2 separate regions of the Homo sapiens genome follow, and region 1 is linked to region 2. Evidence: chromatin contacts called from ENCODE Hi-C data. All regions are on one chromosome and are shown on one strand. Each heading gives the region's core, a stretch centred on a gene start or an enhancer-like site at or near the end of the contact. The rest is flanking DNA. Distances are from core to core; before and after follow the strand shown. Region 1 overlaps PRTFDC1 (phosphoribosyl transferase domain containing 1). Region 2 holds the start of ARL5B (ARF like GTPase 5B).

Region 1 (4,661 bases), core at 230-2,729, 6.2 Mb after region 2:
GGGGTTAGGTGGGAGGCAGGGAGAAAGAGGAAAAACACAGGATTTTCAGGGCAGTGAAACTATCTTGTATGATACTACTCCAGTGGATTGATATCATCATACAGATCTAAACTCATAGAATATACATCACCAAGAGTGAACCCTAATGCAAACTACGAACTTTGGGTGATAATGATGTGTTAATGTAGGTTTTATTGTAACAAATGTTCAACTCTGGCAGGGGATGTTGATAAGCGGGGAGTCTATGTGGGGCTATATGAGAAATCCTGTACCTCCCAGACAGCTTTGCTGTGAAGCTAAAACTACTCTGAAAAAATGAAGTCTATTTTAAATATTATGAGACAAGGAACAGGTACTGTTATCACCCCAATTTAAGTAACCTGGTTAAGTAACTTTGCCCAAGTTCCCACAGCTGGGAAGTGATGTTGCTGGAGCCAGGCTGGAGATTTCACATACGACCCCATCTTGCTCCAAAGCCTCCACCTGACCAACAGGTTCGGCAGCTTCCGTATTGGCCTGATCACAATCTGCCTTTCAGTGTGACCTGCACTCTAGTGTGTTCCACTGTGCATGGATCACTTGTGCAGATTGTGATTCTGTATGTGTGGGGTGGGGCCTAAGAGTCTGTGTTTCTTTCTTTTTTTACCCCCTTACATTCGGGGTCTCATTATGTTGCCCAAGCTGGAGTGCAACGGTGCTATCATAGCTCACTGCAGCTTCGAATTCCTGGGCTCAAGAGATCCTCCTGCCTCAGTCTCCAGAGTAACTGGGATTGCAGGTGCGTGCCACCATGCCCAGCTAATTTTTTACACATTTCTAACCAGCTCCCAGGTGATGGGGGTGCTGCAGGTCCACAGGCCACCCTTTGAGTAGCCAGGGTCTATGTTCCACACACATCAACTTGTGGGCTAAATCTAGTGCGTATCCTGCATTTTACCATCTTTGTATTTTACATCTTTGTATCTTGTTAATACTCCTTCTTTTTTTTTTTTTTTTTTTTTTTTTGAGACGGAGTCTCGCTCTGTCGCCCAGGTCGGACTGCGGACTGCAGTGGCGCAATCTCGGCTCACTGCAAGCTCCGCTTCCCGGGTTCACGCCATTCTCCTGCCTCAGCCTCCCGAGTAGCTGGGACTACAGGCGCCCGCCACCGCGCCCGGCTAATTTTTTGTATTTTTAGTAGAGACGGGGTTTCACCTTGTTAGCCAGGATGGTCTCGATCTCCTGACCTCATGATCCACCCGCCTCGGCCTCCCAAAGTGCTGGGATTACAGGCGTGAGCCACCGCGCCCGGCCGTTAATACTCCTTCTAATAGGGTTTGGCCATGTCCCCACTCAAATCTCATCTTAAACTGTAGTTCTCATAATCCCCACGTGTCATGGGAGGGACCTGGTGGAGAATCATGGTGATTCAATTATCATGGAGAACAACCTCCATGTTGTTCTCATCATAGTGAGTTCTCACGAGATCTGATGGTTTTATAAGGGCTTCCCCCCTCTCCCTTCGCTCTGCACTTCTCCTTGCTGCCACCATGTGAAGAAGGATGTGTTCGCTTCCCCTTCTGCCATGACTGCAAGTTTCCTGAGGCCTCCCCAGCCCTGCAGAACTGTGAGTCAAACCTCTTTCCTTTATGAATTACCCAGTCTCGGTGTGTCCTTATAGCAGAATGAGAACGGACTAATATACCCTCTATCCAGCATGGCTCTCTGTCACATCTCTGCCTGTCAAAATCATAATCATGCTTAGATATCCAAATTAAGTTCCACTTTCATTATAAACTATCACCTGAACCTCACCCCACCACAACTGTAGGCCAGAAGTGATCTCTCCAGCCAACCCACTTCCTTTGCATGTAGCACCCGTTCAGGCAGCACTGGTTACTTCCTTGTTATATTAGCTACCCCTTGTTCACTGCATATGCATCTGTTCACTTCTGTGTTTTTAAATTTTAAATTTTTGTAGTTTTTGTAGAGACAGGGTCTCACTATATTGCTTAGGCTGGTCTCAAACTCTCGGGCTCAAGCAATCCTCCTGCTTCAGCCTCCTGAGTTACTGGGAATGACTAATTTTTGTATCTCTATAGAGACAGGGTCTTGCTGTGTCATCCAGGTTGGTCACAAACTTCTGGGCTCAAGTGGTCCTCATGCCTTGGCCTCCCAAAATGCTGGGATTACAGGCATGAGCCTCTGCACCAGGCCCACTTCTGCTGTTTTGAAAGCAGCTCGAGGATAGGGACTTTACACCTATCTCCTTAAAGATTCCTTAGTACTGAACAGGGCCTTGGACATAGAAAGGAACATGGTGTAGGACTCAAAGAGTGGCTCAGACCCTGCCCTGCCCCTGTCTTAAGCTCCCTGATGCTAGTCTTCTCTTCTAGAAAATGAGTTCAGTGACACCTACCCGTTTGGGTTGTTGTGAGGTTTAATTTAAATGTCATATGTAAAGTGCTTTACCCAATAGGCCCTTGATAAAATGTCTATTGGATTGAATTTGCCTCTTGTATTATCTGTAAAAGGGAAGGGAGCGGACATGGGAGTGAATTAAGGACAAAACCAGACCTGGCACCGAGTGTCTTAGCTTTTATTCCAATACGTTTTCCACTCTCCCAAGCTTTGCTGCCTTTTAATTCTATGAGTAGCTGTCATTCATGTAGCTAAAATTTGTTAGTGTTTACAGAAAAACACTAGAATGTTATTTACTGGGTTCACATTTTCTATACAAATCACTGACCAAAGTCAGATAGGGCTTAGAAAGAAAAGGTATCAATGTACCCTTAGGTCTTGGTAAGCCATAAAGTAACATAATATATAATATACATCAATAATGTGGTGGTATCTCTACATAACTCAACACAGCAAAACTTAAAAGCAGGCAATGGTTTCCAGATGCAATGTGGAAAAAGAAATTATTATGATCAGCTGGAATAATTGACTTAACCAGTTACTTTCTGGGAAACTGTGGCAAACTCATTTGATTTCTCATTTACTTCATCTGGAAAATGGAAATGCTGCTACCACCTGCCTGTTATGGTCTGAATGTTTGTTACCCCCCTCCCCGACCCTGCCCCAAATTCAGATGTTGAAATCGAATCACCATGATACTAGGAGGTGGGGACTTTGGGGGGTGATTAGGTCATGAAGGCTGAGCCCTTGTGAATTAGGATTAGTGCCTTTAGAAAAGAGACCCCAAAGAGCTTGCTTGCCCCTTCCACCAAGTGAGGACACAGCAAGAAGGCACCATCTATGGACATGAAAGTGGGACCTCGTCTATGGCCATACCACCTAGAACACGCCCGATCTCGTCTGCAAGTGGGCCCTCACCACACACTGAATCTGCCAGCGCCTTGATCTGGGAATTCCCAGACTCTAGAACCATGAGAAAGAAATTTCTGTTGTTTATAAGCCACCCAGTCTATGGTATTTTGTTACAGCAGCCCATACGGACTAAGACAGCACCTTACCCACTTCTCAAAGTTACATAAGGAGCCAACAAATTACTGATATATGCAAATGCTAGGAAAAATGTAAGAAACTTTAAGCAAAAAATTATTAACAATATCATTAGGCATAATATAGAGCTAAGGGGAAAAGGCAATTGATGTGAAATAGAAAGTGGAAGACTTGAAGGGCAAATATCAAGTGTTTTATGCATTGTTATTACTTTTTAGGCTTAAGGTCTTTGTTCAGACTTCTCCAGGTCTCAAATGAGACATGAACACTGTGGAAGAAAGTCAGAGAGCAGAATGTTTCTAGAACCACCTTCCATTTTTCAGAATAAGAAAAGATGGCTTATTTGATGTAGGCATGTTGATTGGCAGTGCAGGCTTGCAAATTCCTTCAGTATTAAGTCATGTCTTCAAAACTGGGTGGGGTGCTGAGTTATTAAATTTTTTCTTTTCCTCTGGAGGCTAAGGGCTTGGAAAGCTGGAGGCTACATGTGAAATGAGTTGGGTGGTCTTGGGCAAATTCTGTGTAAACAGCGTTGCTCATCTAAAAGTAGCACAAAACACTGCACATCTGTCTGTCCATATTATCCAAGCAGAATCTGGACTCCATTAATGTGCTGAGGAATAAATGTATCCTCTAATAAATGTTTTTGAAATCACAGTGAAAAGGAAGTTCCAGGACCCCTAAGGAAATGAGACTCTGCTGTACCAATTTGTTGGCGGAAGCCTGGAAGAGGAGTGGGAGAAGGAAGCCGACCACAGCTGTGTCTGACTTAGGTTGTGCCTTCTTTGAGCATGAGAAATGTGAGGTTCGATATCAGAAGCTACTATTGAGTACCATAGTCTAGGCTGCCGATGAGCAATGCAAAATCACCTGGGGAAGGTGACCTCTGCTCTTAGGTTTTTGTGGGAGGATCTAGGAACAGCTCTTCAATGAGACATTCCACTGAGGCTGCATACTGGGCAACTGCTGAGCTCCAAATGTCAGGCACATCCACACTACATGGCCTAGCAAGGGCCAGTGGCTATGGAACAAGGCACGTGGGTTGTCCAGTTTTTGCATTCAGATATTGCTAGTACATAAAACATCTACTCTTCTCTCCCTCTGTCCCCATCAAATATTTCTGGTCATTGGCTGATGAGCATGAGAGCTTCTGTTTTGTAAGGGAGGGAGGAGAAGAAGTTTGACTGAGTCAGGGTGGCAGGGAAGAGGGAACA
Region 2 (4,685 bases), core at 2,161-4,660:
GAAATTTATCAACATTTTATCAATACACTTTTCGTAATGATAGGAGCGAGACGTGAGTTTCTTTTATATTACTTACAGCATCAAAAATTGTTGGTCTCTCAATAGATATTTACAGAAGGCGATCATATTGATTTCAGACCATATGGCAGGTAGAATTTTCTGACGGGAAATCTATCAGTCACACCTAATCTGGAGACTGATCAACTAAACTAAAATCACAATGGGCATTACCTTAAAGGTTGAGGAAAGTTAAAAAATGGTGGCTTCCAGCACTTTGGGAGGCCAAGGCAGGTGGATCACGAGGTCAGGAGTTCAAGACCAGCCTGACCAACATGGTGAAACCCCATCTCTACTAAAAATACAAAAATTAACTGGGCATGGTGGTGCATGCCTGTAATCCCAGCTACTCAAGAGACTGAGGCAGGAGAACTGCTTGAACCCGGGAGGCAGAGGTTGCAGTGAGCTGAGATCACACAACTGCACTCCAGCCTAGGTGACAGAGTGAGACTCCGTTTAAAAAAAGCAATGGACAAATTGATCAGAGTTGTATAAGTAATAAATTGAATTCAATTACAGCTACAGCTAGCTCTTCCAAGTATTATCTGAAGTTAGTTTGTAATAGTTCCTTTTAAAAACATCTTATAGTTTTATTTTTTGAATTCCCGAGTTGTTTGACATTTTTCTTCCTTGAACTCTTTAAAATATTTTGTTGAACTGGATAGAGATTTTACTGGGATTCCAATTTAATTAAAGGAAGTTATTTCCAATGAACACTTAAGAAAATTAGTTACAATCCTTTTTTTTTTTTTTTTTTTTTTTTTTGGTTCAGACAGGGTCTCACTGTCACCCAGGCTGGAGTCCAGATGCACGATCTTAGCCCACTGCAGTCTTGACCTCCTTGGCTCAAATGAGCCTCTTGCCTCAGCCACCTCATTAGTCGGGACTACACATGTGCACCACCATGTCCAGCTAACTTTTGTATTTTTTTGGAGAGACAGGATTTCTCCATGTTGTCTGGGTTGATCTAAAATTCCTGGGCTCAAGTAATCCACCTGCCTTGGCCTCCCAAACTGCTAGCATCACAGGCATGAGCCACCGTGCCTCTCCTAATGTAATTGAAAGTATTTTTTCTAACAGATCGATAGGTACATCAGCATGATATCTGTTTAGATAATACACAACTATATTCTGTTAATCAATCATATTACTTTTGATAATTGTGGCTATTTTTCTTTCCCTCCAGTTTGTAAAAATTTTAGATTTCCAAATCAGCAAACAAAACTTTTAAATATGAAAAAATATTTTTAAAATATTAGAACAGTCTCATTGTCAGGTAAATTGTTCATAAGAAAGGTGTTAAAAGTAAGTTAAAAGTAAATTTTAACGAACTGAAAACTTCAACACTAAAGTTTTCTGAAATTTCAAAGAAACAAAACCAATAAAAATATCAAGAGCCATGTTCAAATAAATACATTCATTCCACTTAGTTAAAAGTAGAAGTATAATTCAAACTTACTGTCTCTAAAATATCATAAAAATGTTTAAGAAATCTATAGTTTTTTTTGCTTCAAATCTCTGCATTTTCTTTATTTTATTTTTATTTTTATTTTTTTAGACGGAGTCTCACTCTGTCGCCAGGCTGAAGTGCCCTGGTGTGATCTCTGCTCCCTGCAACCTCTGCCTCCCAGGTTCAAGCAATTCTCCTGCCTCAGCCTCCTGAGTAGCTAGGATTACAGGCGCGTGCCACCACACCCGGCTAATTTTTGTATTTTTAGTAGAGACAGGGTTTCACCATGTTGGCCAGGATGGTCTCCATCTCTTGACTTCGTGATCCACCCGCCTCAGCCTCCCAAAGTGCTGGGATTACAAGCATGAGCCCCAGCGCCCAGCCAAATGTCTGCATCTTCATACAAAAATGCTTTGTTCTTTTCAGAAATGGTTTCTTAGAAATCCGAAAGCCAGAAAAAAAAAAAAAAAGCAGAATGTGGTTTACATCCATGTCTAACAATTGAAGAAGCTGTTACGGAATCTAAAGTTTGTTTTGTGATAATGAAGCTAGGACTAAAAATGTCCTTTTAAGCCATTACTTACACAAACACAAAATTATTCACATTTATGGTCCAACTGATAGTCATGAAAGTTAAGTTTGCATAGGGTCAGTACATTCTTTTTCCTCTACATAGGAGGTTGAAACTTGCCTTTAATGTTGTAACGTTGGAGCATATTATCCTGCATCTAAGTCTTAAAGGGTCTTTAAACCATAGCACTGGGAGGACGTAAGTCATACATTCTCCTTGTACAGGTTAACTCAAGAGTTTGGCATGTTAAAAGGCCACGTTGCCAAGGTTAAAATCCAACCATCTGACTGAAGTCAGAGTCTAAAAAAATTTTAAGCTTGCTCCTCCGTCAACTGGTTTCAAGGACATTCAGTTTCGTTTCATGCCAGGCTGTGAAGCTTTTCTTTTCAATGCTAGAACCTAACCATGGAAAGTGGAATTGAAAACAATTACACAGCGAATTGGCTTATGCGTGGACTTCGATCTGGGATCCACGAACATACCTAATGCTTGGCAAAATGGAGAGGGGTGCTATGTGTTATTATTATGTGTTATTATTAATCACATAACTGAACTCTGTGGCTCCAGGCCTTCCATGGCTCGTCTCCCAATCAATTCTTTTCAGAACTAAGAATCACGACAGGGGCCGGGCGCGGTGGCTGAGCCTGCAATCCCACCACTTTGGGAAGTCGAGGCAGGAAGATCGCTTGAGCCCAGGAAATTGAGTCCCCCTGGGCAACACAGCCCGACCTCGTCTGCAATCGATCAATCAATCAATGAGTACATAAATGCATAAGCCAATGAATGAATACGTGAATGAATAGATTAATAAATGAATGAAGAAGAATCACGGCAGAACTCCTAACCCCTAGCACGCCTGCCTAGGGGAACAGGAATAAGTCAGGAAAGAAACACTCTTCACTTCTGTGAGTTTTCTAAGAGCAGCAAACGGCGGCTGCTCACTTAGAGAACCTATGGTCTTTCCTGGTTTTAGAGGTCAGGGAAGCAGCTGCTAGCAGCAGAGACTCAAATCAAAGGGGAGTCCCACAAACGTTTTGAAGGCTGACATCAGAAGGAGCACGCACCAAGGGAAATTTCCCACCCCCCCGCGATACCGCAAATTCCCAGCCGCTGGCCGTTTGGGACTCTCCTACCGGAAGTGAAACCGAAGAAAACGCCACGTCGAAGGCGTGGGTTGCCGTAAGTGCGCCGTCGTCACGCGCCTAGCTTCCGGCGATGGGTGGTCCTGGGATCCGGAGGGGAGGCGGGGTGGAGGCGGGGCTTGGGGCTGTGGAGAGGCTGTGGTAGGTAGGTGGGTACAGACCGAGGGGACTACGGGTCGGCGTTGGGCTCAGTGGGCTCGAAACAAAGGGCTGTCCGGTGGGGATTCGTCGCGGCGCCTTCTGAGTGGTCGGGTCGAGGCTTCTCGGCCTAGCAGTGCCCTCGCTGCGCGATCTCAGGCGGGTTCTCCTCGGCTCCGCGCAGCCCGCGCCGCGGTGGGGGACCCGGCGCAGCGGCACCTGCTGCCGAGGGACCCCGCGGCCCGCCCCGGTGCTCGTGATGGGGCTGATCTTCGCCAAACTGTGGAGCCTCTTCTGTAACCAAGGTGAGAAGAATGGAGCTGCGCGGCGGCTCGAATCCGAGGCAGAGGGTCCCGCCGCCGATGGGGACACCGGAGACAGGGGACAGAGCGTTCGGAGACGCGGAGGAGGAAGGGACTTAGGCCAGGGGGCGGGCAGAAACTCAGTGTTTTAGACCTGGAGGACGTACAGGAGAGACCTGACGTGTGGGAGAAATAGGGAGGCAGAAGAGAAGGTATTTGGCGTCCCAGAATCCAAACTGAGAATGTTTGGATATTGGCGAAGTAAAGCGGGATACAGCTAATGATGCCAGGAGGCGTATGGAGGGCCTTTCTCGTCTTTATTGAAGCGTGCTTGTGTCTATGTGTATCCCCAGGATAAGTGTCCGCCCAGAAACCTAGAACTTTTTTTTTTTTGAGTAATGTAGGTGCTTTGTTTTCCCGCCCTGCAGTTTGAGCCGTAAGCCAGTGCACTTTCACTCTGATTTCGCCTCCTTTCCTCTAGGACTTGGGAATGAGTTGTCCTATTCAGATGCACGAGTTTTCCAGCATCTTCATTGTAAACTTTTTTTTTTAAAGCATTTAGTTCAGAAACTAAATGCTTTTCGGTTTTGTGTAAGACGTTACGTGTCCGTAATTAGTCTGTAACAGGTAATGAGACACCTGGAAGTGGCAGGTCCAAAGGGCCGAGAAGTTGCAAAACCTGTTCTGAATCAGAATGAGATGTGATGTCTTCTGAAGAGAGAAAACACCCAGACCAAAAAAGGGGCCGACGATAAGTTAAAGTTTGAGGCGTCCTTTGAACAGAATGGTTTCTTAGTAATTGAAACCAGTTTTGAAAATCAACTCGTTTCATTTTACATTTAAGAGCCGGGCATCGTTAATAAGCCAGTTTTATTTCCTTTTATGTTGGTACCAATTTGTTACTGCTAATGTAGGTATCTAATCTTTTTCTGGATTTAAGAAGTTGTGGAGGTAATGGAATGGCTTTAGTTGACTTGTTCTGTAGATTGATAAGAACACTAAAGCAGTCTTTTTCAAGGTTATAA

What was found. A loop is a pair of places that touch in the nucleus more often than their neighbours do. Pooled maps may share reads with other maps.
Region 1: a pooled map shows a loop between it and region 2 (12-fold over the local background). The contact joins the enhancer-like site here to the promoter of ARL5B in region 2. A Hi-C loop is called at or near these places in 4 of 50 pooled maps.

What each region holds. Positions count from the first base shown.
Region 1 is chr10:24,885,977-24,890,637 of GRCh38, forward strand. All of the region lies in intron 3 of PRTFDC1 (phosphoribosyl transferase domain containing 1), which reads right to left. Among named protein-coding and RNA genes, the nearest start is that of PRTFDC1, 64 kb to the right of the region's middle. RefSeq lists an enhancer at 1,653-1,862. Within about 2 kb of position 1,480, at least 7 of the 41 ENCODE cell types and tissues checked have a DNase peak (open chromatin) inside an H3K27ac peak, as active enhancers do.
Region 2 is chr10:18,656,021-18,660,705 of GRCh38, forward strand. It overlaps ARL5B (ARF like GTPase 5B), which reads left to right and starts at 3,411. Exons shown (of 6, transcript NM_178815.5): 1 at 3,411-3,663. The coding sequence starts at 3,618. It also overlaps a transcript of NSUN6 not described here. RefSeq lists enhancers at 2,240-2,359, 3,060-3,189 and a silencer at 3,500-3,579.